Linked DNA regions of Homo sapiens: regions 2, 3, 4, 5, 6 and 7 are each linked to region 1. A link is a contact called in ENCODE Hi-C or POLR2A ChIA-PET data. All regions are on one chromosome and are shown on one strand. Each heading gives the region's core, a stretch centred on a gene start or an enhancer-like site at or near the end of the contact. The rest is flanking DNA. Distances are from core to core; before and after follow the strand shown. Region 1 holds the start of UHRF2 (ubiquitin like with PHD and ring finger domains 2). Region 2 holds the start of PLPP6 (phospholipid phosphatase 6). Region 3 holds the start of CDC37L1 (cell division cycle 37 like 1, HSP90 cochaperone). Region 4 holds the start of RCL1 (RNA terminal phosphate cyclase like 1). Region 5 has its middle 180 kb from the start of DMAC1. Region 6 has its middle 46 kb from the start of JAK2. Region 7 holds the start of DMAC1 (distal membrane arm assembly component 1).

The links. Hi-C counts contacts between places; a loop is a spot of excess contacts on that map. ChIA-PET counts read pairs that join two places held with the same protein, here RNA polymerase II (POLR2A). Pooled maps may share reads with other maps.
Region 2: a map of naive thymus-derived CD4-positive, alpha-beta T cell shows a loop between it and region 1 (4-fold over the local background). The contact joins the promoter of PLPP6 here to the promoter of UHRF2 in region 1. A Hi-C loop is called at or near these places in 2 of 168 maps with a recorded cell type or tissue (both naive thymus-derived CD4-positive, alpha-beta T cell) and 12 of 50 pooled maps. POLR2A ChIA-PET finds 5 or more read pairs at or near these places in 1 of 52 experiments (activated B cell).
Region 3: a loop to region 1 is called in a map of naive thymus-derived CD4-positive, alpha-beta T cell, with 26 times the contacts of the local background. The contact joins the promoter of CDC37L1 here to the promoter of UHRF2 in region 1. A Hi-C loop is called at or near these places in 1 of 168 maps with a recorded cell type or tissue (naive thymus-derived CD4-positive, alpha-beta T cell), 2 of 37 single-sample maps with no recorded cell type and 12 of 50 pooled maps. POLR2A ChIA-PET finds 5 or more read pairs at or near these places in 1 of 52 experiments (activated B cell).
Region 4: a loop to region 1 is called in a map of CD4-positive, alpha-beta T cell, with 11 times the contacts of the local background. The contact joins the promoter of RCL1 here to the promoter of UHRF2 in region 1. A Hi-C loop is called at or near these places in 2 of 168 maps with a recorded cell type or tissue (CD4-positive, alpha-beta T cell and CD8-positive, alpha-beta T cell), 2 of 37 single-sample maps with no recorded cell type and 12 of 50 pooled maps. POLR2A ChIA-PET finds 5 or more read pairs at or near these places in 2 of 52 experiments (CD4-positive, alpha-beta T cell and CD4-positive, alpha-beta memory T cell).
Region 5: a loop to region 1 is called in a map of B cell, with 6 times the contacts of the local background. The contact joins the enhancer-like site here to the promoter of UHRF2 in region 1. A Hi-C loop is called at or near these places in 3 of 168 maps with a recorded cell type or tissue (B cell, CD4-positive, alpha-beta memory T cell and naive thymus-derived CD4-positive, alpha-beta T cell), 1 of 37 single-sample maps with no recorded cell type and 11 of 50 pooled maps.
Region 6: a loop to region 1 is called in a pooled map, with 4 times the contacts of the local background. The contact joins the enhancer-like site here to the promoter of UHRF2 in region 1. A Hi-C loop is called at or near these places in 1 of 168 maps with a recorded cell type or tissue (naive thymus-derived CD4-positive, alpha-beta T cell) and 7 of 50 pooled maps. POLR2A ChIA-PET finds 5 or more read pairs at or near these places in 1 of 52 experiments (BJ).
Region 7: a loop to region 1 is called in a map of CD8-positive, alpha-beta T cell, with 10 times the contacts of the local background. The contact joins the promoter of DMAC1 here to the promoter of UHRF2 in region 1. A Hi-C loop is called at or near these places in 3 of 168 maps with a recorded cell type or tissue (CD4-positive, alpha-beta memory T cell, CD8-positive, alpha-beta T cell and naive thymus-derived CD4-positive, alpha-beta T cell) and 10 of 50 pooled maps.

Annotation. Positions count from the first base shown.
Region 1 is chr9:6,411,679-6,415,142 of GRCh38, forward strand. It overlaps UHRF2 (ubiquitin like with PHD and ring finger domains 2), which reads left to right and starts at 1,521. Exons shown (of 16, transcript NM_152896.3): 1 at 1,521-1,965. The coding sequence starts at 1,813. RefSeq lists silencers at 1,239-1,378, 1,659-1,838, 1,909-2,338.
Region 2 is chr9:4,660,390-4,663,853 of GRCh38, forward strand. PLPP6 (phospholipid phosphatase 6) reads left to right here and starts at 1,905. Exons shown (of 1, transcript NM_203453.5): 1 at 1,905-3,464. The coding sequence starts at 1,987. The coding sequence ends at 2,874. SPATA6L (spermatogenesis associated 6 like) reads right to left here. Exons shown (of 12, transcript NM_001353486.2): 2 at 1,510-1,647. RefSeq lists a silencer at 2,040-2,299.
Region 3 is chr9:4,677,771-4,681,234 of GRCh38, forward strand. It overlaps CDC37L1 (cell division cycle 37 like 1, HSP90 cochaperone), which reads left to right and starts at 1,799. Exons shown (of 7, transcript NM_017913.4): 1 at 1,799-2,129. The coding sequence starts at 1,998. It overlaps CDC37L1-DT (CDC37L1 divergent transcript), which reads right to left and starts at 1,710. Exons shown (of 2, transcript NR_121598.1): 1 at 1,617-1,710. RefSeq lists an enhancer at 1,933-2,022.
Region 4 is chr9:4,791,069-4,794,532 of GRCh38, forward strand. RCL1 (RNA terminal phosphate cyclase like 1) reads left to right here and starts at 1,876. Exons shown (of 9, transcript NM_005772.5): 1 at 1,876-2,159. The coding sequence starts at 2,024. RefSeq lists enhancers at 1,133-1,182, 2,003-2,052, 2,127-2,626 and a silencer at 1,563-1,922.
Region 5 is chr9:7,974,778-7,978,241 of GRCh38, forward strand. No RefSeq gene overlaps it. Among named protein-coding and RNA genes, the nearest start is that of DMAC1, 180 kb to the left of the region's middle. RefSeq lists an enhancer at 1,974-2,083. Within about 2 kb of position 1,739, at least 8 of the 41 ENCODE cell types and tissues checked have a DNase peak (open chromatin) inside an H3K27ac peak, as active enhancers do; they include B cell, where a contact is called at or near this core.
Region 6 is chr9:4,937,389-4,940,852 of GRCh38, forward strand. No RefSeq gene overlaps it. Among named protein-coding and RNA genes, the nearest start is that of JAK2, 46 kb to the right of the region's middle. Within about 2 kb of position 1,828, at least 4 of the 41 ENCODE cell types and tissues checked have a DNase peak (open chromatin) inside an H3K27ac peak, as active enhancers do.
Region 7 is chr9:7,798,528-7,801,991 of GRCh38, forward strand. It overlaps DMAC1 (distal membrane arm assembly component 1), which reads right to left and starts at 1,251. Exons shown (of 2, transcript NM_033428.3): 1 at 934-1,251; 2 at 1-110. The coding sequence starts at 1,207. The coding sequence ends at 46. RefSeq lists an enhancer at 1,015-1,561.

The DNA of each region.
Region 1 (3,464 bases), core at 271-2,770:
CTTTCTCTTCTTTTTCATGATATACTACTGGATTTGTCTGTGCTTGTAATTATTTTAGCTGTTTATTAGTTTATTACAAAAAAATGGTACTGTACCTTTATGGGAATAATTAGCACCTATGTGAATATTTAAGTTACCGATTTTGGCAAATGTGAAGTCCAAGTTGTCTTGTTTTGTTTACGTTTATATCCTCTCTCCCTTCTTGAGAAGACATATTTTCATTTAAAATAAACCCACTTGGCCGGGCGCGGTGGCTCACGCCTGTAATCCCAGCACTTTGGAAGGCCGAGGCGGGTGGATCACGAGGTCAGGAGATCGAGACTATTAGCCGGGCGCGGTGGCGGGCGCCTGTAGTCCCAGCTACCCCAGGGAGGCTGAGGCAGGAGAATGGCGTGAACCCGGGAGGCGGAGCTTGCAGTGAGCCGAGATCGCGCCACTGCACTCCAGCCTGGGCGACAGAGAGAGATTCCGTCTCTAAATACATACATACATACATACATACATACATAATAAATAAAATAAAATAAACCCACTCACCCCCACCCCGACTCCCCAGCTGTAGCAGGGAAGGATTAAGAAGGCGGGGTGGGGGGTGGGGGAAGCCCTGTTAGGTAGTGCTGCGTTGGGCCCACTTCTGAGGGTTTAATCCTAGTAGGGTCTTTGGAGTTCTTTCTTCGGAGGCGCGTAGCTCTGCATTATTTAAAACTGTTTCCCGCAAACCCGCAATCCCTTAGGCCAAAGGCACCCCTAACGCGGAAAGTCTACGAACGGAAATGTCCGGAGTTAGAGAGCGGCCTTTCGGGCAGCTGCCCCGACTTCTCCAAGGCCGGAGGGCCGGCTGGGAGCGCTGCAAGCCAGAGAGGGCGATCCCAGCGGGACCCGCGGCCTGAGGATAGGCCTGGAGCTGCCGCCTCCGCCAGGCGACGGGAAACCCTCGGAAGTGGGTTTCCGCGCGAAAGTAGCATTGCGGCCAGGCGGGAAACGTGTTCGCGAAGCAGGAGGGCCCCCGGGGCCTTTCCCGGGCGACCCGACCCGCCAGGCCGCGTGGCGGGAGCTTTCCTGTTGAGCGCGGTGGAGCGCACACATTTCCTTCAGTTCTTTCTCGGAAGTTTAGGCCGCACCCACCCGCGCCCCCTTTCCAGGATTATACAAGTGCACGCCAGGGTTTCTTATTTTTGGTGTGTTTTTGAGACCAAAGAACCATATCCGCTAAGCCTGAGGAGGCACCCGCCCCCTCAGCTCTGAAACGAGGCCTCAAAACGGCAACCGATGTGGTAGCCGCGCAATCTTCCGAAACCCAAAGGCTAGAGGGCGTGCCCAGTGGCCAGGTGCAGGCGGTGGGGCAAGTAACGGCTTTTGGTAGCCCCGCCCCTCCGACCCGCCCTCTCCGCGCCTGCCCATTTTCGTTCCCTCGGGTCTGTAACCCTCTCCCGGGCCGCTTCCTCTTTAAGGCGGAGCCCGGCGTGGATCTCGCGAGATCCGGCTTGGCGCCGTGACCTCCATGTGGGAGCTCCAGCTCTATAAGTAAACACTCTGCGCGGCGCAGACATGGCCTCTTCCTATCTTTGAGGCGGTGTCTGCGGCAGCGCCTCAGAGTGGTTCCGGTCGTCTCTCCTCAAGTCGGCTAGTCGGGCGCGCGCGCTGAGAGTCGTCGCCGCCTGTCGGGCCCGGCGTCCGGTCGGTCCGGTGGGCGCGCTCGCCCGCCTGCCGCTGAGGGCCCGAGCCGCAGGGAAAGCGGCGCGGGCCGGGCGGGGCGCGGCGCCCAGAGCTCAGGGGGAGACAAAGGGGACCGGTTCCTCTCTAGGCGCCAAGATGTGGATACAGGTTCGCACCATTGATGGCTCCAAGACGTGCACCATTGAGGACGTGTCTCGCAAAGCCACGATTGAGGAGCTGCGCGAGCGGGTGTGGGCGCTGTTCGACGTGCGGCCCGAATGCCAGCGCCTCTTCTACCGGGGCAAGCAGGTGAGGCGCGCCCGCCGCGCCCCTAGCGAGGCTGGGGGCCGGAACAGCTGGGCTCCTCTGGACGCACCGGTCCGAGGGCTCTGTGCGCCGCGCGCGCAGGGCTCACCTGGCTCCGCTGCGGGTGGGCAGCCCCCGCGAGGCGCGGGGTGCGGGGCCCAGTCCCGCCGAATGGTGGGGAGTGGGTCCCTGCCAGCCCCAACTGGAGGTGCGCCGCGCGGGGTCAGAAGTGAGGGCGTCCGGAGCGCAAATATCTCGCCGTTTGTATTTGGTAGGACAGCGGCCGTAGGCACTGGGTGCCCAGGTCCCTCGCTTCCCGCGCTCGGCGGGGCCTGGGGCCCCCAGAGGGCGGGGAGGGCAGAGGGCTCTGGCGGCCATGCCACCGCGCGGGAGACCCGGAGAGCTGGCTAACCCGGCTGAGCGTTCGCCTGGCTTCCGCGGCTCTTCCGCGTCTTCGGCTCTCAAACAGGGGAAACTCGGGCATTGAGCTCTCAAGAATAAGAACCCTAACTCTGCTTCCTGACTGTGGTAGGATTCGCGCAAACTGAAGATTCGAAGGGTTTCCAGAACTTCTGGTCCCTCTCCCTCGCCGCCTTTCCTAGGTTTGGAATGTCTCGAGGGAGGTTAGAGACCTGGGCATGAAGAAACTGTCGGTTTAACCGGGGGCCGGGTTTACGAATGCCCTATATAAGCCAAGAGTTTTATTCCCGAAGTGAAAAGGAGTGTAAGACTGTTTGCTTTTCTTACTTCTCGCCTTCTAATACTCATGTCGTTCACGCTTTAAGCATAGCACTGCAGCATAGCCAGCGGTGCATACTTGAAGGCTGTCTGTGGGCATCTCTGGTATTTTTATGGTCTGGCCAGTCTAAGTTTTTTTCCTATTCCACAAGTCTCTTACAATCTATATCCCTAGCCACTCAGACCCATCGTATTTTTCTTTGTCTTCATGTTGTTGTTAATACACTAAAAAGTTGGCATCCTGAGTTGATAGACCACAGTTTGGCTCCAATCCTGTGGTTTTAAATAAGTGTAGCTCTTTGATTTGGTAGAAGTAGCCTACAGTTGCAAACTACTTAAAAGGAATATTTTCCTCCCCTTCACAGGCTTAGTCTTCGAAGACTGTCCAGAAATTTCATAGTAACAAATTACACTTTGGGAAGGAGAGAGCTTTTTTTTCCCCTTTCCTTCTCTCTTTAAAATAATGTTATAGCACCTTTGATTTGTGTTTGCAGCCAGTTTTGTACTGACTTCTTAGTGTTTGACTTGTAAAAACAGGTATTTAGTTGTAAGCTTTGCTTTTGAAATAATTGTACACTTGTTAAATACTACATAGATTTGCTTTGCTGTGCCTCAAGTGGCTGATACCGTTTCCTTTTGATCACAAGTGAAAAAGCATGTAATCGTTTGATGCATTTTATTTTCTAGCTGGGGACAAATAGTACATGAATTCCTAGGACACTGGTGATTTCAGCACCAGAGATAGAAATGAAGGATGTTCTTGG
Region 2 (3,464 bases), core at 655-3,154, 1.8 Mb before region 1:
TCAAAAGAAGACATTTACACAGCCAACAGACACATGAAAAAATACTCATCATCACTGGTCATCAGAGAAATACAAATCAAAACCACAATGAGATACCATCTCACACAGTTAGAATGGCGATCATTAAAAAGTCAGGAAACAACAGGTGCTGGAGAGAATGTGGAGAAACAGGAACACCTTTACACTGTTGGTGGGACAGTAAACTAGTTCAACCCATGTGGAAGACAGTGTGGTGATTCCTCAAGGATCTAGAACTAGAAATACCATTTGACCCAGCCATCCCATTACTGGGTATATACCCAAAGGATTATAAATCATGCTACTATAAAGACACATGCACACGTATGTTTATTGCAGCACTATTCACAATAGCAAAGACTTGGAACCAACCCAAATGTCCATCAGTGATAGACTGGATTAAGAAAATGTGGCACATATACACCGTGGAATACTATGCAGCCATAAAAAAGGATGAGTTCGTGTCCTTTGTAGGGACATGGATGAAGCTGGAAACCATCATTCTCAGCAAACTATCACAAGGACAGAAAACCAAACACCGCATGTTCTCACTGATAGGTGGGAATTGAACAATGACAACACTTGGACACAGGGTGGGGAACATCACACACAGGGGCCTGTCGTGGGGTGGGGGGAATGAGTTAATGGGTGCAGCACACCAACATGGCACATGTATACATATATAACAAACCAGCACGTTGTGCATATGTACCCTAGAACTTAAAGTATAATTTTTTTAAAAAAATGTGACATGCTCTACTCTGTAGCCTTCCTTCTCCCCAGATCTCCCTCAATGACATTGTTTGGGGCAAAATCATTAGACTTATTAAGGTTAAAATTGATTCCATCTCCAAATTCCAAAACAAAAATGTTAAGAGATTGTCAGTGATGACATAGTAATAACATCAATATTCTATGAATAGTTTAGTGTGAAGAAGGCTGGTAATGTTTTGACTATTTATATCACCATGTTATTCACCAGAATGGAATCTAGCCTTTATCACTGTAGCTAAATAATCTAGGTATGATCTGAGGAAACAGTAAATCTGAACAGCCTTTTTGTTACAGGATTTTAGTTACAGGATTTAACTAATTTCATTATTTTTTTTTCGCTATTTTTCTTGGTCTAACACAGTTTTTTCTAAGGTCCACAGTTTATTAATAATCCCTTTCGTAAATGTAATGCAATTACCTCTAACACCTCCAAAAACATTCAGAAATGCTCTCTTTGCTCCAGTTAAAAAAATGCCATGGGAGTTCCAAGAATAGGAAACATCAACCAGGGTATTTAGCACTAGATTGACAGAACTTGGCTCAGACCTGCATTACAAAAGCAAGTGTTCCGACTGCGGTTTTGCATTGTGCTGAAGTGCTTTCGGATAATTTTTTTAAAAATGAAATTTACCAAATAATGCTGTAAGAACTCTGTTCTTTATAAGAACTCTCAGGTTATCTTCAGACAACAAAAGCCAATGAGAAAGTCAAGATCACCTTTTCAAATCTCATGCTCTCCTGAATCATAATGGGGAACGCAGAGGGAAAGCTGTTGGTCTCCAGGTACTGATTCATGAGGTAGACCCCGAGGTACACATCTTGTTTGCCAGGCAGGAACACTCCTGGGCAAGAAATCTTAAAAAGAAAGAAAACAACAAACAAGGGAGAGAAAACAGACTTTGCTTTGTTTTGTTACACGGGGCTCTATTTCTCTTAAGCTCCTACAGACACTGACATTTTCCCCATCACCTCACTCCCTCACCTGTACCTCCCAACGCCAACATCCTCCCCTCTGCTCTCCTCACATTGGAAATTCCAACTCCCTCCCACGTCTCCACCAGGTGTCACAATCGCGCTCTCGCCGGCTCCTCTCCCCGCCCCTCCGGGATGGTAGTGCGGAAGCGGAAGAGGCTGCAGGGCCGGGAAGCCTCTGTTTGGTCCGGCCAGGTCCCGGGATCCGGGCCGCCAGCTGCGATGCCAAGTCCCCGGAGGAGCATGGAGGGACGGCCGCTGGGCGTCTCCGCTTCGAGCAGCAGCAGCAGCCCCGGCAGCCCAGCCCATGGCGGCGGTGGCGGCGGCAGCAGGTTTGAGTTCCAGTCCCTGCTCAGCAGCCGCGCCACGGCCGTGGACCCCACCTGCGCCCGGCTCCGTGCATCGGAGAGCCCAGTTCACCGCCGCGGCTCCTTCCCCCTGGCCGCGGCGGGCCCCTCGCAGTCGCCCGCGCCTCCGCTGCCCGAGGAGGACCGCATGGACTTGAACCCGTCCTTCCTGGGCATCGCCCTGCGCTCCCTGCTGGCCATCGACCTGTGGCTGTCCAAGAAGCTGGGGGTGTGCGCGGGAGAGAGCTCGTCGTGGGGCAGCGTGCGACCCCTTATGAAGCTGCTGGAGATCTCGGGACACGGCATCCCCTGGCTGCTGGGCACCCTCTACTGCCTGTGCAGGAGCGACAGCTGGGCCGGGCGCGAGGTGCTGATGAACCTGCTCTTCGCCCTGCTGTTGGACCTGCTGCTGGTGGCCTTGATCAAAGGGCTGGTCCGCAGGCGCCGCCCGGCCCACAACCAGATGGACATGTTTGTCACTCTCTCGGTGGACAAGTACTCCTTCCCCTCGGGCCATGCCACAAGGGCCGCCCTGATGTCGAGGTTCATCCTGAACCACCTGGTGCTGGCCATTCCACTGAGGGTGCTGGTGGTTCTGTGGGCCTTCGTCTTGGGCCTATCCAGGGTCATGCTGGGGCGGCACAATGTCACCGACGTAGCTTTTGGCTTTTTTCTGGGCTACATGCAGTACAGCATCGTGGACTATTGCTGGCTCTCACCCCATAATGCTCCGGTCCTCTTTTTACTGTGGAGTCAACGATGACACCATCTCATTGATTATGGCACCAGGAAGTCTGAAGGTTTCCACATTCGATGATGTCAACCTAAACCAGCAGCCATCCCGCTTGTCCCTCTTAGGCATTTCAGGCTTCCTTTGGGATTTCAGGTGTCCCATGATCTTGATGTGCTGCTAGGCTGGAGCACACACTGGCCATTACTGAACACAGCCATATTAGGGAAAGCAAAAAAACCCAAAAAATCCTCTATTGTATATTTATTCAACAACTGTTTATGTTTCCAGGACAACTGCAAAGAAAACAAGCTGAGGTGGTTATACTGTTGCTGTTAAAAGTTGGTATCAGTAAGATTTGTGTTTTGTGATAATCCCTAAATCAACATACCACTTGTAAACTGAACTTCGAGAAAGAAACATGATGTTCATTCTGTAAATATACATGCAGACAGGTCATGTACTAATCCTAGTCCTTTTCCTGAGGTAGATTTTAAACAGTATTTTTAAAGTCCAAGACATAGGTTTTTCTAGTTTATTCCCTGAAGATCTGTTGCCACAGTTGGGAGATTTCTTCTTAATCCTGATTTTCTTGGTAAGCTTTTTTACTTTATTATCTCTAT
Region 3 (3,464 bases), core at 549-3,048, 1.7 Mb before region 1:
CACAGATGTTATTTAAAGCCACAGGAATAAACAGGATTCTCCTCACTGGCCAAAATATGAGGAACTCTAAAGTTAGAGGTCAGCTAGAAGGGAAGAAGACTGAGGAGAAGTAGTGAAAGAGGTAGGAGAAAAACTAACAGCATTAGCGTTTATATAGGGCTTACTTTATGCCAGGCACTATTCAAAGCACTTTGTGGCTTCATGGAAGCAAAGAGAAAAATGTTTTTCTTTTCTTCCTCCCTTTCCAGTCTCTCCTGTGACTTTCACCCCTAAATTCAAAAGGTTTAGGTGCAAAAGTGATTCTCAGCTTTTATTTGTAATTAATTTTATAGTAATCTTGTACTGTTATAATCTTGTACTGTTATAATACTATAATTATAGTATACATTCATTGGAAAAATATTCAAACAGCACAGTACAGGGAAGCTAAATGTGGAAAGTAAAGATCCTCAGAAGCTTTCCTTCCTAGGCTCACCCACCAGAGGTAATCATTAACAGTTTCTTGCATATCCTCCAGGAATGTTCTGCGCAAACACACACACACACACACACACACACACACACACACACGGACGCAAACAAATACCATCCCTCTCTCTTCTCTCTCTGTATACGTACGCATATGTTTAATTCTGCAAGTTGCTTTGTTTAAAACTCAATACCTTTTGGAGGTATTTATATATCAGCATATTCAGATACAATTTACTTTTTTTAAAAAGGGTAATATGCCATTGTATTAATATTCCATACTTTAAGTTCCTCTATCGATGGACAATTAGAATGCTTTTTTTTTTCTTGCCACACACACACAAAAATTGCTGCCAGAAATCTTTGTAGTAAATCTTTGGATATTGGTGCAAAAATAATTGTTGCATACTTTCTTAGTGGTGAAATTGCTGAATCAATCCGCTCAAGCCTCTCATATTGTCAAATTACTCCTCCTAAAAGGTTATACTAATGACATTCTCACATCATTTCCTTACATCTTGGTACACATTTGGTATTAAGCGACTTCACAAGTTTGCCAGTCTAAACACATGGAAAAAAATGGCGTCATGTTGTTTTTATTTGGGTCTCTTTATGAGTAGGGCAGCAAGACCTGATTGTTAAACGTTCAAGTTTTGAAGTTAAACTCCCTGGGTCTGGATCCTACTTCTTCCTTGTAAAATGTGTGATCTCGGGCATGCTGGGTCTACTTCCTCGTCTCAAAAAAAGAGGATAAAGAGAGTACATATCTTTAGGCTTAAACAAGATACGCAGGCATACAGGAAGCCCTTCTTATGCGTTCGCTACTAGCGGTACTGATCCTAATTTTTTTGAAGCCGTGCCGGCTCCGGTACTTTATTTTTGGTGTGCTCCTCCAACCAACCAAGTTTCGCAGAATTCTGTTGTTGCCTGTAATTAGAAATGAGACGAAAATTGGCTCCGCTTGTTCAAAATTCTCCTCCCTCCGCCCCAACTCTGCCTTAGAATCACTGGTTTAAATGTCAATGTAAAGGAATGAGTTGCAATTTTTAAGCAACATGTAAAGTGCACACCTGGTCTGAGTACCTCCCGGCGGCCAGGACCCGCCGTTTTCGGTATAGGGAACACCAGATAACAATATATAACGCTACCTAACAAACGTTTCTCCACCCACAGCGCCATTAGCGGTTAGGTTTGCAGTGCCGAAGAGCTGCAAGAAAACGGGGCTTGAAACAGGAATACAATTGCAGATCCACCCACTACACGCAAAGGGCCCGGGACGCGCCTCCACAGCCCCGCCCCAACCGGAAGTGACGCACCGCGCCGACTATTTCTTCCGCCGTCCGCCGGTGGCGAGGCCCAGGCTGTCGCCGGGTGTGCAGCGGCGTCGCGGCCAGTAGAGGGATTCTGGGTAACGGCCCGGACCCCCGGCTGGGCTTCTGGCTCGGCGCAGCAGGTTCCATTCACGCCAAGTCTGTTGGCAGTGGCAGTTGTAGGGCCAAGGGCGGTTGTAGGACCCGGAGCAGCCGGACATGGAACAACCGTGGCCGCCTCCGGGACCCTGGAGCCTCCCTCGGGCCGAGGGTGAGGCTGAGGAAGAGAGTGACTTCGACGTGTTCCCCAGTTCTCCCCGCTGCCCGCAGCTGCCAGGCGGCGGCGCCCAGGTGAGAAGGGGCCTGCGTTCTGCGGAGGGATGGAGTGGTGCTGTCGCCAAACCCCTGGAATGCCGCGTCTCCCAGACCCTCTTCTACGCCTTTTTCTACGCCCACCTCACTGCCAGGGGCCGGGGACCTGGGACCTGACGCCTGATGCCATCCCACCCCTTTTATGGCATCTTCGGAGGGCAGACGGGGTGGCCATATATTACCAACCTCCACCTCCACGCACATGTTTTCTTTCGCCTTGGCTGATTCCTGTTCACTCTTGGAATACCTTCCTCCATCTCCCCTTCCTGACAGCACTCAGATTTGGGGCGGCTCATGCTGTAACATTGACCCTTTGTCCTCTTGTGAGAGGTTTTCCCCAAGCACTTTATTCTGTTAAAGGCTCTAGCATACTTGTGCACAGTTGCTAGGAACAGTGAATGATTGTAGTTCAGCATCACACTGAGTCCTGACAAAGATTTCACATGCGATTTTCACCGATGTTGACAACTGAGTAAATTCTTTAAATCTCGCTTTTGACGCTGGCGTACACCTCTCCCATTCGCGTGACCATCTTTGCCTTACTGTTTTGTTTTTTAGTTTTGCTTCACGTCATTCTCCAGTGAAAATATATACGCATATACTTGTGTTTTCCTTCAGACTTCTCTTAGGTTCCTGGTATTGTGTTTTCAATCCAGCATTCCTGCCTTCCTGCGACTGAAACGTATCCAAATGTGATATACTATTAAGGATTTTTCAGGGACCTATCTTAGGGGATACTTACATACTCGCATCACCTTGTCCTGTTTTTTTCTCCGAATCCGTGTGTGTTTTGGAAGTATATTTCAGAATCACAGACTAAACACTAATATATTCAATGGATCATAAGTGTCTGCCGCCTTCTTGCAAAATGGGGTTCCCAAGAGTGTAACAGATTTAATAGTAGTTTTCCTCTCAACTTATTTTGCTAGATGTTAATGAGAATGAGTTAAATTGCTTACCAGTAAGCGTGACATTATCAATCTTATGTCCAGCTAACAGGGTTAGTTGGCTTCACACAGAGAAAAATGCTGTTTCATAACCACTGTCTGTACTTTGGCCAGCTAAGTCACTGGGGAACTACAAGACATTTTTTAGGAGGACAGAATGAGAGTTGATGGGTCCATCATTAGTCACCCACTAATTTTGGATCACTAGTGTCATCTTTATATACAAAATGTATTATAAGCACATGATGTGCTAGGGAGGAAAGAAGAATGAACAGCAGATGCCATTGTCAATTTTGAAGGCATATGAAGAGAAAAAAGGGTGTCAAGAATTTCAGTGCATTGTGGTTGAATTACAGAAGTAATCTAG
Region 4 (3,464 bases), core at 626-3,125, 1.6 Mb before region 1:
TTTGTTTGTATAATAACACAAAGAATAAAATGCATGAGGGGATGAGTACCCTATCCTTCAGGATGTGATTATCACACATTGCATGCCTGTATCAAAACTTCTCCCGTACCTCATATATACATGTACCATCTACCTACAAAAATTAAAAATTAAAAAAATTATATGGAACCACAAAAGACCCAGAATAGCCAAACCTGTCCTAAGCAAAAAGAACAAAACTGGAGGAATCACATTACCTGACTTCAAATTATACTACAGAGCTAGAGTAAACAAAATGGCATGGTACTGGCATAAAAACAGACACATAGATCAGTAGAACAGAGCGGAGAACGCAGAGATAAATCCACACAGCTACGGTAAACTCATTTTCGACAAAGTTGCCAAGAACATACTCTGGGGAAAGGACAGTCTCTTCAATAAATGATGCTGAGAAAATTGGATATCCATATGCAAAAGAGTGAAACTAGATCTCTATCTCTTGCCATTTACAAAAATCAAAGAAAAATGGATTAAAGGCTGGGAGTGGTGGCTCACACTTGTGAGGCCAAGGTGGGCCAATCGCTTGAGGTTAGAAGTTTGAGACCAGCCTGGGTAACATGGCAAAAACCCATGTCTATACAAAATACAAAAATTAGCTGAGCATGGTGGTGCACACCTGTAGTTCCAGCTAATGGGGAGGCTGAGGTTGGAGGATTACTAGAACTCGGGAAGTTGAGGCTGCAGTGAGTCATGAGCATGCCACTCCACTCCACTTTATAACACACTGTTGTCTACATAAGGCTAGCTACATCCCTTAATCTTAAACTCCCACCGCTTTCAGACACTATCATACCCCGCCCCCCTTCCCCCCGCGAACCCCCGTGCATTCTGGGACTCATGGTTTGGTGAGTGTTGTCCAGGAATGGCTACAAACCCACATTACTATGATATCGGACTTCTACTTGTGTAGTCATTTGTTAGTTAACTGTACATTTTGGAAGGTTTTTGAGTAGAGAAGTGAAATAATCCAACGTTTGGGAAGATTTTCTTGTGCAGGATTGGAGGAGGACGGGAAAGAGGGAAAAAGCATTGCGCGCGTGTGTGTGTGTGAAGTTATTACAACTATCTATCTTGAAGCATGCGAGGTAGGAGGGCCTGAATTGCCATGAAACGCAATGACGATAAACGAAGGGACCCGTGAGAAAGGGGCAAAGAGGTGTCTCAATAAAATAAGCAACGGCCTGCTGTGGGAGGATTCGGGTCTCAGTATAGGCTGCCACTGTCAGCTTTGCAATATTCCTCGAGCCTTTATCCATGAGTAGGACAGGATGGCTCTACCTTGCAGGGTTACAGCATGGAGCTGCGGGACTGCGCCGGCAGTGCGCTGAGCGGCATCCCTGCGATAGGGTGAGTGCACCAACCCTTGTTGTCTCTCTTAGTAAGAAAGAGGAGGGGTAGATAATAGCATCTTCACCCCAGTAGTTGCCGTAAGTAGTAATGCTAAGAATCCGGCACGTCGTAGGCATCAATCTCAGTCCGCCATCTCCCCTTGCTACCACGCCAGGAGGTACACAGAGGAGACTGCCCCGACTGGCAACTCCCGCGCCGGGGTTCCCTGGCCATCCTCCCGCGTTCCCTCCAGCCGCGCGCTGTTGCCAGGGCCCGGGCACCGCCCAGCTCCACTACGGACCAATGGCAGCGCGGCTTGGGCACCGCCCAGCTTCAGCGGAAGCCAATGGAGGCGCGGCGCGGGCACCGCCCTGATCCGGCGCGGGCCAATAGCGGCGTGGCCCGAAGCGGGGGCCGCCCCGGTCGGGCGGGGAGGCGGGGAGGTGGCCACTGGCTCCGCCCCGCTCCCCTCTGACCCGGTGTCTAGTCTCTCCGTCTTCCTGTTCCAAACCACGTGGACGCGTCTGGGCTGCTGGAGGCAGCCCGAGCCGCCGCCGTCGGTGTCGCCGCCACCACCACCATCGGAGTCACGAGTCCCGCGTCTGTCCGAAGTCGCCGCTCTCGGGCTGCTCACGTCTCTTCGGAGAGCGCGCACATGGCGACTCAGGCGCACTCCCTCAGCTACGCAGGGTGCAACTTCTTGCGCCAACGTCTGGTCCTGTCTACCCTGAGCGGGCGCCCCGTCAAAATCCGAAAGATTCGGGCCAGAGACGACAACCCGGGCCTCCGAGGTAACTTGGTGTGGGCGGCGCGCGGCGTGGGCGCGGGGGCTGAGGGGAGACCGAGCTGATGCCGTGGGGGCCCGCGCGGTGTTGGTTGGGCGGCTCGGCGTCCGGCGAGCGCGTCGGGGAGGGCAGGTGGCGCGTCGCCTCCAAAGCCGGAGGGGCAGGCACAGTGGGGGAGGCGGGGTCGGGGCCCGAGGGGAGCGCTCAGCTGCAAGCTGCGCTCGGCGTCTCCGGGGCGCTGGTAGTAAACAGCTGCACGTTTTCCAGCTTTACGTGTAGCAACAAATCCCTGGCGTCGCCCCTTCGCGTCCCTTCGGCCCCTCTTGCCCTCGCCATAAACCTCTCAAAGGAGAAAAACAGTTTGTTGGACCGAAATATGGTGAATGAGCCGGGGGAGAGACATTGGGAGAGAAAAGTACCTTGGGTTGGTTCTCTGCCCTGTCTCAAAGCAGTTCTCAGAAGCAGCTGCCCCCTTGGACACCGGCTGTTCCTGTCGCCATGATTTCTCGGCTGCCCTCACACTTGTCCTTGGGTGTGGATAAAGAAATTTTTAAAATTCTGTGTTTGTTTTCAGCCGTGACTGTGATTGATGTGCGCAGGACAGGAGCTTTGAGATAGACTTTTAACAGTCATGGGCCTAATTGCCTTGACTTTAGAAAAGGGGTCGGTGACAATCGCTAAACTGCAGGCTTCCAAGCTCACTTCTTGCTCTGCAATGGTAGGTTAAAAAGAAATAGGCCCATTTAAACCCACATCTCATTAAATGGCGCCGGTTTTCAACTGGCCTTGGTTTACACCTGGCCCCCTGGCATGAGATACATGCATTTAAAAGCTTCTGACTGGTGGTTATCCCAAGTTGGGCGAGTCAGTAGTCAGGTGAAAAAGGAAAAAACCTGTCTGTAAATTGAAAAAGAGTGTTTGTGGTTGGTCCTGGAAGCTTCCTGAGCGGCGCTGATGTGTTTCATTTTGCACTGGCTCTTGTTTTATCTGTCTGAATGCATTTTTTGGATAGTTAGATCTCTGCCTCTCTTGGGTGGTGATTGGCTGCACATAAAGGGCAGAAGATGCCATGCTATTGACGGAGATAGGTTAGGAAGGAAAGAAGCAGAATATCCCAGGTACAGTGGTGAGAAACCTAGTGATGGTAGGAAAAACTTGTGTTGGTGGTTCCTGTCCTCTCTCTACTGCTCAAAAACACTGAGAAAGTTAGGGAGAGACCACAAATGGTTTATGCCACGACTTTTCCGTCAACAAGTGTTCCACTTAGTTTGACCCTTGGGCAAAGTGTTTGCTTGATTGCTGTGTGGCATT
Region 5 (3,464 bases), core at 489-2,988, 1.6 Mb after region 1:
ACACAAATGCTGGTTGCTGTGAAAATACTCAGCAGTCGGAGGAACAGGAAGTGTCCATGGCTGCATTTGCAAATTTGTTCAGTTGCTCTCAAATTGCTAGCTTTCTGATGTGATCTCTGCTCATTTCCCCCACCCTAGCACCTGCCTCACTCTAGCACCCGTTTATGCCATTGCCCCCAAAAGAAGCCTTGCCATTTGACCAATTGTCCCATGCCCATTTTCAGACACCTCAGAATCTCTTCTCCCATCTCCGCTGTAAACTCAAGTTTCTTAAACCTTTCCAGAGCAAGTCCAGTCCAATCCAATCACATTGTTCCGTTGGGAATATCTTTGCTAATGGCAGCAGTGGGTGGAGAGAGGTCCTTGCCGTTATTTTGTCAATGTGTCTTGATCCTGTCTTTTCCAATTAATGATAAGTTCCTTGATGACAGGACCCATCTCTTTTTCCTCCTTCACTTCCCACAGTGGCCATAGAATAAATATAGACAGTATAGCCTATTAGGGAAAAGTGATTTACACAGAAATGAAGCATTCTTACTTTTTATTTCCAGTTGCCCAAAGACTTAGCAAAGTTGATCCTGCTACCTAATGAGGCATCTCTCATTCCCACAGTCTCTGCCTAGCTCCCCGCATATTAGAAAAATGTGACAATTTACAACTTTGTTGGGGAGCTAGGAACATTCGTTCCTGGAGCAGGTTAAACTGTTAGCAGGGTGGAAACTATTTCTTCAAACTAGATGTAATCTGCAATTCTAGTAAAGCACTTAGCAACAATTCCAGTTGATCCTCACTTGTGAGTTTATATGCGTAATACCCACAAGGGCCGTACCCATGTTTGTTTTGTTTATTTTTGTATCAAAAACCTTAGCCTAGAAACTAGTGCAAAGGAGTCGAAGACCCTGTCCATTCATATATTCAGCAAATACATTGAGCACCCACACACCCACAAAGTGTGTGTCTTTTGTTCACTGCTGTCTTCCCCATACCTAGGGAAGGTAGGGACTGCCTTCTTGGTTAACTTCTGGCTCAAAAAAAGTAAGAGCTAAGAATTAGCAATGCTTACTCTGTGCCTGGCACTTTTTAAAGTATATTACATGTATTTTAGATGTTTAATCTTTATAGTATCCTACAAATTAGGGATTATTAATATCCTTATTTTTACAGATGTGAAAATTCAGACACTTTTCTGCATAAATATGTACATAGTACTTATGTGTTGTAATATACACATTACAATATAGCATATATTTGTCATATAACATAACATGTATATGCACATAAATACATACTATAATACACATAGCATATATTATATGTAATACATATCATATATACATATATACATGTACATATGTTCATGTATTGATATAAACATATATTCACACACATACCCATATAACACTGATAAAAATGAAGTTGCTCTAGTGTAAGCGTGATGGCAAGAAGGGCTGAAATCTGCTGGCCTTTCGTCTTGTCGTCACCCATCCCCTCCATATCCTCTAAGGCACTTTCTCAGAGCCCAGTTTGAAACCACTCATCTAGCCCTTGTCTCTCATTTTACATTTGAAGAAAGTGAGGCTCAGAGAGGGAAAGTGACTTATTTAAGGTCTCACAGCTTCATTAGCTGTGGGCTAAAGGCTGAGCCAAGACTAGAATGCCCCAATTTTCAGATAAAAAAAGCTGAAGCTCAGGGATATTGTCATTTACCCATGAGCTCACAGGCAGGAAGTGGTGAAACTATCATTAAACTACGGTTGGCCTTGTTCTTTTGTGGTTTCATTTCACTAAGCCTCTGACACCCTGACCTCAACTTCCTTCTGTAGATATGTCACCTGGCCTCCTTCAGTCTAAGACACTACACACTGGCCACACACTTTGTCATCCTCATAGACTGACAACCTGCTCTCACATACCCTGCTTTCTTACTGTGTAGGCTCTCTTTTCTTGCTCAGAATGTCCTTCCCCACTTCTTCATGTGCCAACTCCTAGTCATCCTACAAGAACCACATTCACTTTAAGTTTCTTTTGAAGCCTTTTCAGTGTCCCATACCCTGATCCCATTACCTCTTCTATGTATGCAGGGCTTGCTTCATGCTTGTGTAACCCAAGGGCCCTGCATTTGATTTAACACATTTTAAAATTCTTAACAATTTATGAAAAAGGAAACCCATATGTTCATTCTGCCCTGGACCCTGCAAATTATGCAGCCAATCCTGTGTGTGTTTTTTCATGTTGCGTAGACTCTATTACAGTCAGTAACATATTGAGAAAGAGTGTGTGTCTCCTCTGATAGTCTATGAGCTCCTTGAAGCAAGAGGCTTGTCTTAGTCATTGCTGTATCCTCACACCAGACTCTACGGGATGCTCAGGATTCACCTGTTGATCTGTGAGGAAGCCCAAGGCTCAGTTAATGCCCCCCACCCTCCTTCCATAACAGTCTCCTGATTAGGAAACAGTGCTTGACCTCTAGACAATCTGAGTATCCACTCCAGGAAGTGGAACATTGCCTTCCCAATGTTGAAACTGTTAGCACTCAATCATGTTTCAGGAACATATAGAAGGTATGTGCCTATTCTGCTTCAATTGCTTTCCAAAATAAGTATACGAAAGTGGATAGAAAATATTTTAGTTTGATGAAGTAAGAATGTTATGAGGCAAAAGGAACTGACTTATCCCACTGGGTGGGGATTAGGTCTGGAATAAGATTGCACCATGACTAAAATGACTTCTTTAGCCAATGACATTCCTGAAGATTGGATCAGAGTAAAGTTAAACTAACCTACTCAAGGAAGACTTTCCTAAATCAGCCCCTTTGCTGTATAATTTAGTATGGAGAGCTGATTGTGGGTTTTTCTTGTTTCATTGTTTAATACATAGAGGTTTCACATTTCATTTTGAAACAGAAAGAGGGACTGGAAGAGATAAGTTAGTATGAGTGAGGAAAAGATTAGAAGGTAGAGATAGGATCGCAATGCTGTTATCACCTTTGCTTTATTGATAATCTCAGGAAGGACTAGACTGCTAAGAAAGAGGAGCCCAGATTGGAATAAAAGAGACGATGCCAGGATCAGCCTGTGAGAGGATGTCTCACTTAGTACACCTCAAGGATCATGTCAGCTGAGCATCTATACCCCGCGTGATGAATATTGCATACAGACTCTGCCTTCAAGTCATCCCCCATTCGACAAGCATTTATTTAAGGTTCTTACATTCCAGGACTTGTACTAGATGCTAGAAACAAACAGATAAGGAAAACGTAGGAAAATGCTTCTCTCAGGAAGCAATATTGTATATGAGTGGTGAAGAGCTTCAAATCTGGGGCCAAACTGCTGGGTTTGAAATTTGGCTTGGCCACCTACTGGCTGTGAAATCTTGGGCAACTTTCTTAATCACTCTGTGCCTCAGTTTCTTCATCTGTAAAATGAAATAGCCATAGTACTTATTACAAATAGGTAATAATTAGT
Region 6 (3,464 bases), core at 578-3,077, 1.5 Mb before region 1:
TCCTGGTAGTCCTTGAATCATACAAAGTCAATGATAGTTAGCTTGGTGTACCTGCTTGTTAAGATGGGCCTGGACAATGCTCTGACTTGTTGGGAAATAAGTAGAGTGAACAACAGTGTCTGTTTGTCTGGGACTGTCCCCATGTTAGCATGGAAAGTTCCATATCTTGGGAAACCCCCAGTCCTGGGCAAACCAGAGCACTGGTCACCCCATACAATCCAAATATACAGTGGAGTATGGCCTCTTAACTGTCACATTAACGTGCTGATAACTTGGACTCTAGTACTTGTAGGGAAAAGATAAATCTTCAAATAAGTAAACAACTAGCCCAGTTTGGGAGGATGTCAGTTCTGCTTTCTCATTAAGATAAGGCAATCTTAAAATCATTAGAGAACTCACAAATGTGGCTATAAAAATAACAACAGTTACATAATTAGATTTCCTTGGCTGAAACCACTAATAAGACATTGCCAAATTTTAGCTTATTGTTGAAGATAAATCTCTCTCACCCATTCTCTCTCTCTCTTACACACACACGTGCACACACACACACACAATTTTTATTTTTCTGGCTTAGCATACTTTTATTTTAATTATAGGTTTTATCGTTTTTCACCATGTTAACAGAACAAAGTTGGTTTGTTGTTGAAGGATATGATTTAAATGGATAGCTATTGCTGTGGTTTACTGAAAGCACAATACTGCATTATTTTGAAAATATGTTTAATGAAGCATATTTTCATTTAAAGCATACCTGTACTTAATGGAAATTTTTGAGATCCATCATTTCTAAAGATGAAGAGAAGAGGCTGTGTAGCCACCAAATGCTTGCTGGCCCTCTAACGCCTAAAGTGCTACATTTATTTATTATAAGAATATAGAGATAATAAGACTGTTTATGAATTACAAATCAATAATGAAATAACTCTTGGGCTAAGGACAAAATCAAATGGAAATTATAAATCACATAAATATGAATGGGCACAGAAGCATTACTCTACAAAATCTGTGGGGTATGGTCAACATGTTGTTCAGAGGGAAATCTATAGCTTTCAATGTCCATATCAGAAAAGAAGAGACATGGAGAATAAATTAACCAAACTTTCAAATCAAAATTTAACTTCCTAATTCAACCATCAAACAAACAAACAAACAAACAAACAAACAAATAAAACACAAAGTAAAGAGAATGGAAAAAAATGTAATGGCAGGAAATAATGTGATAGAAAAGGATAATAGAGGCTGCTGAACTTGAGGAAATCCTCCTTTTACACAACAAGGATGTCAGCTGCCCAGACTCTGACTTGGAGACTCACCTCCCAGCCCAAGGAATATGCGTTATGAGAGTAAGAAATACATGATTACACCTCTGCATGGATGACTGCAAAGGGGACAATAATAACTAACAATAAGACCCATGTGTCAAGCATTATGCCAGGCAGCTTATATAAATTATATGGTTTAGTTGTATTTCTTCCTCATTTTCTGATAAGAATATTGAAACACAGGATGGCCTAGTAATTTCCTCAATACTGAGGGACAGTAATTAATGTAGCTGGAACTTGAACTTCAGAAGGGTTATTAAGTGGGGTTTAATTTACCACATGTTGTTAAAGATGCCATTGGCTTTAGAAACATCTTGTTTTGAAAATTCGTATCTGTTTGGGAAGATCATGATACTATCAGTCGGTCATGCTTTAGAGTGAAATGGTTCAAACAGATTGCTTTCCTTTCAACAGCTAGCTGAGGTTAGCTGTGTTAAGAGAATGGGAGTTTTGAAGTGGTTAAAGAGAAAGAAGTAATGCAGGAGTGGCACTGCTTAGAGGCTAACACCCCCATCGGAATACTGGGCAGCTGGTAAGCAAAAGTACAGAAAGGGAAGTGAGAAGATGCCAAAGATAAACTCTATTTCAAAATTCTGACTATGGTCAGCCCCACCCTCAAGAAGAGAGGGACAGGTTCTTCCTCTTTTTCTGTCCTGTACAAAGCAATCTCCTATTCCCAGGACCAGGAAGTTCAGGTCCAAGGGCCACTCTAAGGAAAATAGAGTTGGAAGGGACTTTAGGGGTCCTATCCAGTCTACTCACCACAAGGCCTCCCACACCCTCCTGCATGAATCCTCCAAACTCCTCCTGACCATCTTTGCATCTTTGTTGCTCCTTTGTTGTCTATTTGGGGCTCGAGTTAGTTGTTAGAAATTCCTTTCTATCAGCCAACAATCTTATCTCCCTTCAACTTCCCCTCATTTGTCTTATATCTGCCCCTGGAATTGCCCAGTCTGTGTGGTATTTGTTCCAATGGAATTTGATCTGTCATATACTGTTGCTTTTGGCTGATTTGCTAAATTGACTGGATCTCTCTCTAAACTCAATGATTTGGATCAAGGTAAATGCTGGTAAAATGTGCCAGCAATTTCTTTTTCAGAAAGATCTTGCTATTGCTCTGTTACTTTTGTTTGTTTGTTTTTTTTTAAAGAATGTTCCCAATAGATTCATTTTGAGGGAATAGATTCACCTATGAATCCATGGAGTGACCCACACAAAACACCTACATAAAAAAGAAACAAAAAGAGTATGTTTTCTTACTGACAAACACTACTTGAAAGCTCTTCAAGTCCTTCGTGGTATAATAAAGTAAATAGATATTGAGAAGAAGAGATCATCTAGTTAACAAACATGGAAAAATGTTCCACCTCACTTTTAATTTTAAAAGTGATAAGATACCCCTTCCATTCATTTGGCTACAAAGCATAGCAACATTTATAATAATATTTAATGTTTGTTAGTACTATAGTACATTACCAGTAGAATTAGAAACGTCTTTTAGAAATTGATTTAGCTATATGTATTGAGATCTTTTAGTTTTATTTATTTAGTAATTTTTAGAGGCAGGGTCTTGCTATGTCGCCCAAGCTGTTCTTGAACTCCTGAGCTCAAGGGATCCTTTTGCTTCAGTCTCCCAAGTAAGTAGAATGACAGGTGCAAGCCACTGCACCTGGCTATCAGGAGATTTTAAAATATTCTCATCCTTTCACCTAGTAGAATCTCCTGGGTATTTGTACTAAGGAAATAATCCAGAGATTAAAAAAATATGCCTACGGTTTGCACTTCTCACAGGAAAATTATTCATAATAGTGAAAAATTAGTCACAGCCTAAAATCTAACAACAGGAAATAGTTTAACTAGATTATGGTGCATCCACTCAATGGAAGATTATACAGCCATTTCAAATAACGATTATGAAAAAAACATTATATGTAATCTATATTGTCCTAGTGGAAATATCTTAGGTAAGTCAATGGTAGCGAATCAGAAAAATATTGAGACTCAGTAGTTTTTAGCCACATGAAAAATTCTTGCAGTATATAAAAAACAATGTATACAAAGAAATGCACCAAAATTATTATTATGACAGAAAAAGGGTGGGAGAAGTGTTTTTATATTTAATCAAGAGCTGTACTGTAT
Region 7 (3,464 bases), core at 1-2,500, 1.4 Mb after region 1:
CGGGGAAAGGGACAGAGACAGAAGACAGATTCACTGGTGGTACTTTCAAACAACGCGGTAGGCCTTCCCTTTGGGGTCTGCCATGACAACGATACCCCAGGTGGCAATGCCTAGAAAAAAAACAACAATACCTTACCTTTATGCTGCATTTAAATTTACCAAGTGTTTCACATATACGCCATCTTATTTAACCCTCACAACACTTCTGGAGGATATATTACCATTGTATCTTTCTTATAAGGCAAGTGAAGCACAGAAAAAGAAAAAAAAATCAGGAAAAAAAAGAATATCCTGTAGGAGAATTTACCTATACAGGATCAAGAAGGTAAGACAGTTAGAAACCTAAAATTCTATTCACTGACAATCGGTTTGAAAGCTAAAAAAATCATGACGTTTGATTGGATGACATCTTGACGATCACAGAACGGGGCTGTGGGCCACATTACCCAGGTGTACCAAGTAGGTGAGCTTAGAATCCACGTCTAAAGATCTGGGATTCAAGGCAAATTTCTTAAATTAAGGTCAAGGGCCCTCGCTCAGGCTTTCTCCAGGACCTGGAGAAAAAGTATGGGCTTTGAGATCTGATATACCTGGGATCAAGTGACTGTCATTTCCTGACCATGAACACAATACTCCTCGTTGCCTCGGTTTGCTCCACAGTAAATACTATAATCATACCTACTTCTAACAGCTATTCTGAGAATTAAAAGGGCTGAGTCTAATAAGGGTTCTCAAGAAATACTAACTTAAAATTAAAAAAAAAAAAAGAAAGGCGTTCCAACAACTTCCTCTCCCACCTTGTTTGAGGTGCCCCCACCACCTGACCAGCGGCAGCACCCCGCCTCCCCGCCTCCCCGCCCACGTGGCTGCTCCGTTTCCTTCCTCTACCCCGCAGATACCCAACCCGCCCAAGTGCTGTGCCTTGATTCTCACTGAGGCCGATGACCATCTGCGTAATGGTCCATGGACTCGGGGGGTATCCCATCTTCATGGGCTTCCGTGCCACCCAGTACACGTACCCGCCCGCCCCCATCAGCCCCAACCCAGAAAGCACGCGACAGCTCCAGCAGGTCTTCAACAGGCGGTGTTCTGCTGGGGAGGTCGGCGCTCCGGGTGTAGCTGGGGGCGCAGGTTTGGCGGGCGCGGCGGCGGTACCGGGAGGCGCAGTGATATAGGACTCAAAAGGCTGGGACAACCGAGACCCCATGCTCTGGAACTCGGCCTCAACCTTGGGCGTCTTTGGTTCAAACTGGCGTAAACGACGCACCGGAAGGCAGAGCGCCGGAAAGCAGAATGCCGGGACGCTAGCGCAGTGCGCGGAGGAATCTTAAGGGCTGCTGGGAAATGAAGTTCTCCTCCGCTTCAGAGGCGGAAAAGGTGAAAGAATGCTGCTCTTTCCTGCTGGATTTCTCTGGCAGCAACAACCTTGTATGCGCTGGAGGACAATTCCAGCCCTCCTCCCCGCCGCCCCCCCCGCCCCCACTGTTTTAGAAATTCTGTAATCGCTACTCACTAAATGAATCACCTTTCAGTCTCCTTAAAGAAGTCTGGCTCTCTTAAGTTTCCTGCCTCACATGAACTGCGAGACCTTGGGCATGTCATATCTCCTATCCAGAGGCCTGTGAATCAAGGAGTTGGGTTTTATATGTGCATAATCATGTGCTAGATACAGACATACCATAGCGATTGCAGGTTTGGTTCTAGACCAACACAATACAGCAAATATCTCGATAAAGCAAGCCATGCAATTTTTTTTTGGTTTCTCCGTGCATATAAAAGTTGTTTATACTGTAGTCTATTAAATGTGCAGTAGCATTGTGTCTAAAAAACAGTATATATATCTTAATTTAAAAAACATCTTGCCCAAAAAATGGTAACGATTACCTTAGCCTTCAGTAAATCCTAATCTTTTTTTTTTTTTTTTTTTTGAGGTGGAGTTTTGCTCTTGTTGCCCAGACTGCCCAGTGCAATGGCACAATCTCGGCTCACTGCAACTTCCGCCTCCCGGGTTCAAGTGATTCTCCTGCCTCAGCCTCTCGAGTAGCTTGGATTACAGATGCCTGCCACCACGCCTGGCTAATTTTTTTGTATTTTTAGTAGAGACGGGGTTTCACCATGTTGGCTAGGCTATTCTCAAACTCCTGACCTCAGGTAATCCACCTGCCTTGGCCTCTCAAAGTGCTGGGATTACAGGCATGAGCCACCGCACCTGGCCACTTCTAATCTTTTTGCTGGTGGAGGGTCTGGCCTTGATGGTGATGGCTGCTGACTGATCAAGGTAGTGGTTGCTGAAGGTTGGGGTAACTGTGCCAATTTCTTAAAATAAGACAATAATGAAATTTTCTGCAAGAATTGACTCTTCCTTTTACGAAAGATTTTTTTGCAACATGCAATGCCGTTTTATAGCATTTTAATAACCACTATATAACGTCTTTCAAAATTGGAGCCCTTTATCCAACATTTTGACAATGTTCATAGCATCTTCACCAGGAGTAGATTCCGTCTCAAAAAACCACTTTCTTCATCCATAGGAAGTAACCCCTCATCTGTTCAAGTTTTATCATGAGATTGTGGCAATTCAGTCACATCATCAGGCTCCACTTCTAATTCTAGTTCTCTTGCTATTTCCACCACATCTGCTGTTACTTCCCTCATCTGAAATCTTGAACCCTTCTTAGTTGTTCATAAAGATTGGAATCAATTTCTTCCAATATCCAGTTAGGGATATTTTGATCTCCTCCCATGAGTCACAGATATTCTTAATGGCATCAGAATGGTGAATCTTTCCCAGAAGGTTTTCAATTTACTTTAACCAGATTCATCAGAGAAATCATTATCTCTGATTGTAAGGCTGCAAGAGCCTTACAAAATGTATCTCTTATATAATAAAACTTGAAAGTCAGAATTACTTCTTTATCTATAGGCTGCAGAATGGATGTTGTGTTAGCAGTTATGAAAATGCTAATCTCTTTGTACATTTCCATTAAAGCTCTTGAGTAACTAGGTACATTGTCAATGAGCAGTAATATTTTGAAAGGAATCTTTTTTCTGAGCAAGAAGTCTCAACAATGAACTTAAAATATTCAGTAAACCATGCTGTAAACAGATGTGCTGTCATCAGGCTTTGTTGTTCAAATTATAAAGCACAGGCAGAGTATCCTTAGCATAATTCTTAAGGATGCTAGGATTTCCAGAAAGGTAAATGAGGACTGGCTTCAATTTAAAGTCATCAGCTATATTAGATTCTAACAAGAAAGTCAGATTTGAAGCGTGAAACCAAGCATTGACTTGTCCTCTCTAGTTATGAAAGTCTTAGATGGCATCTTTTATTAATAGAATGCTGCTTCATCTATACTGATTATCTGTTATCAATTATCTAAGCTACATCTCTTTGATAACTTGCTGCAGCTTTTACATCAGCACTTGCTGCTTCACCTTGCACTTTTATGTTATGAAGACAGCTT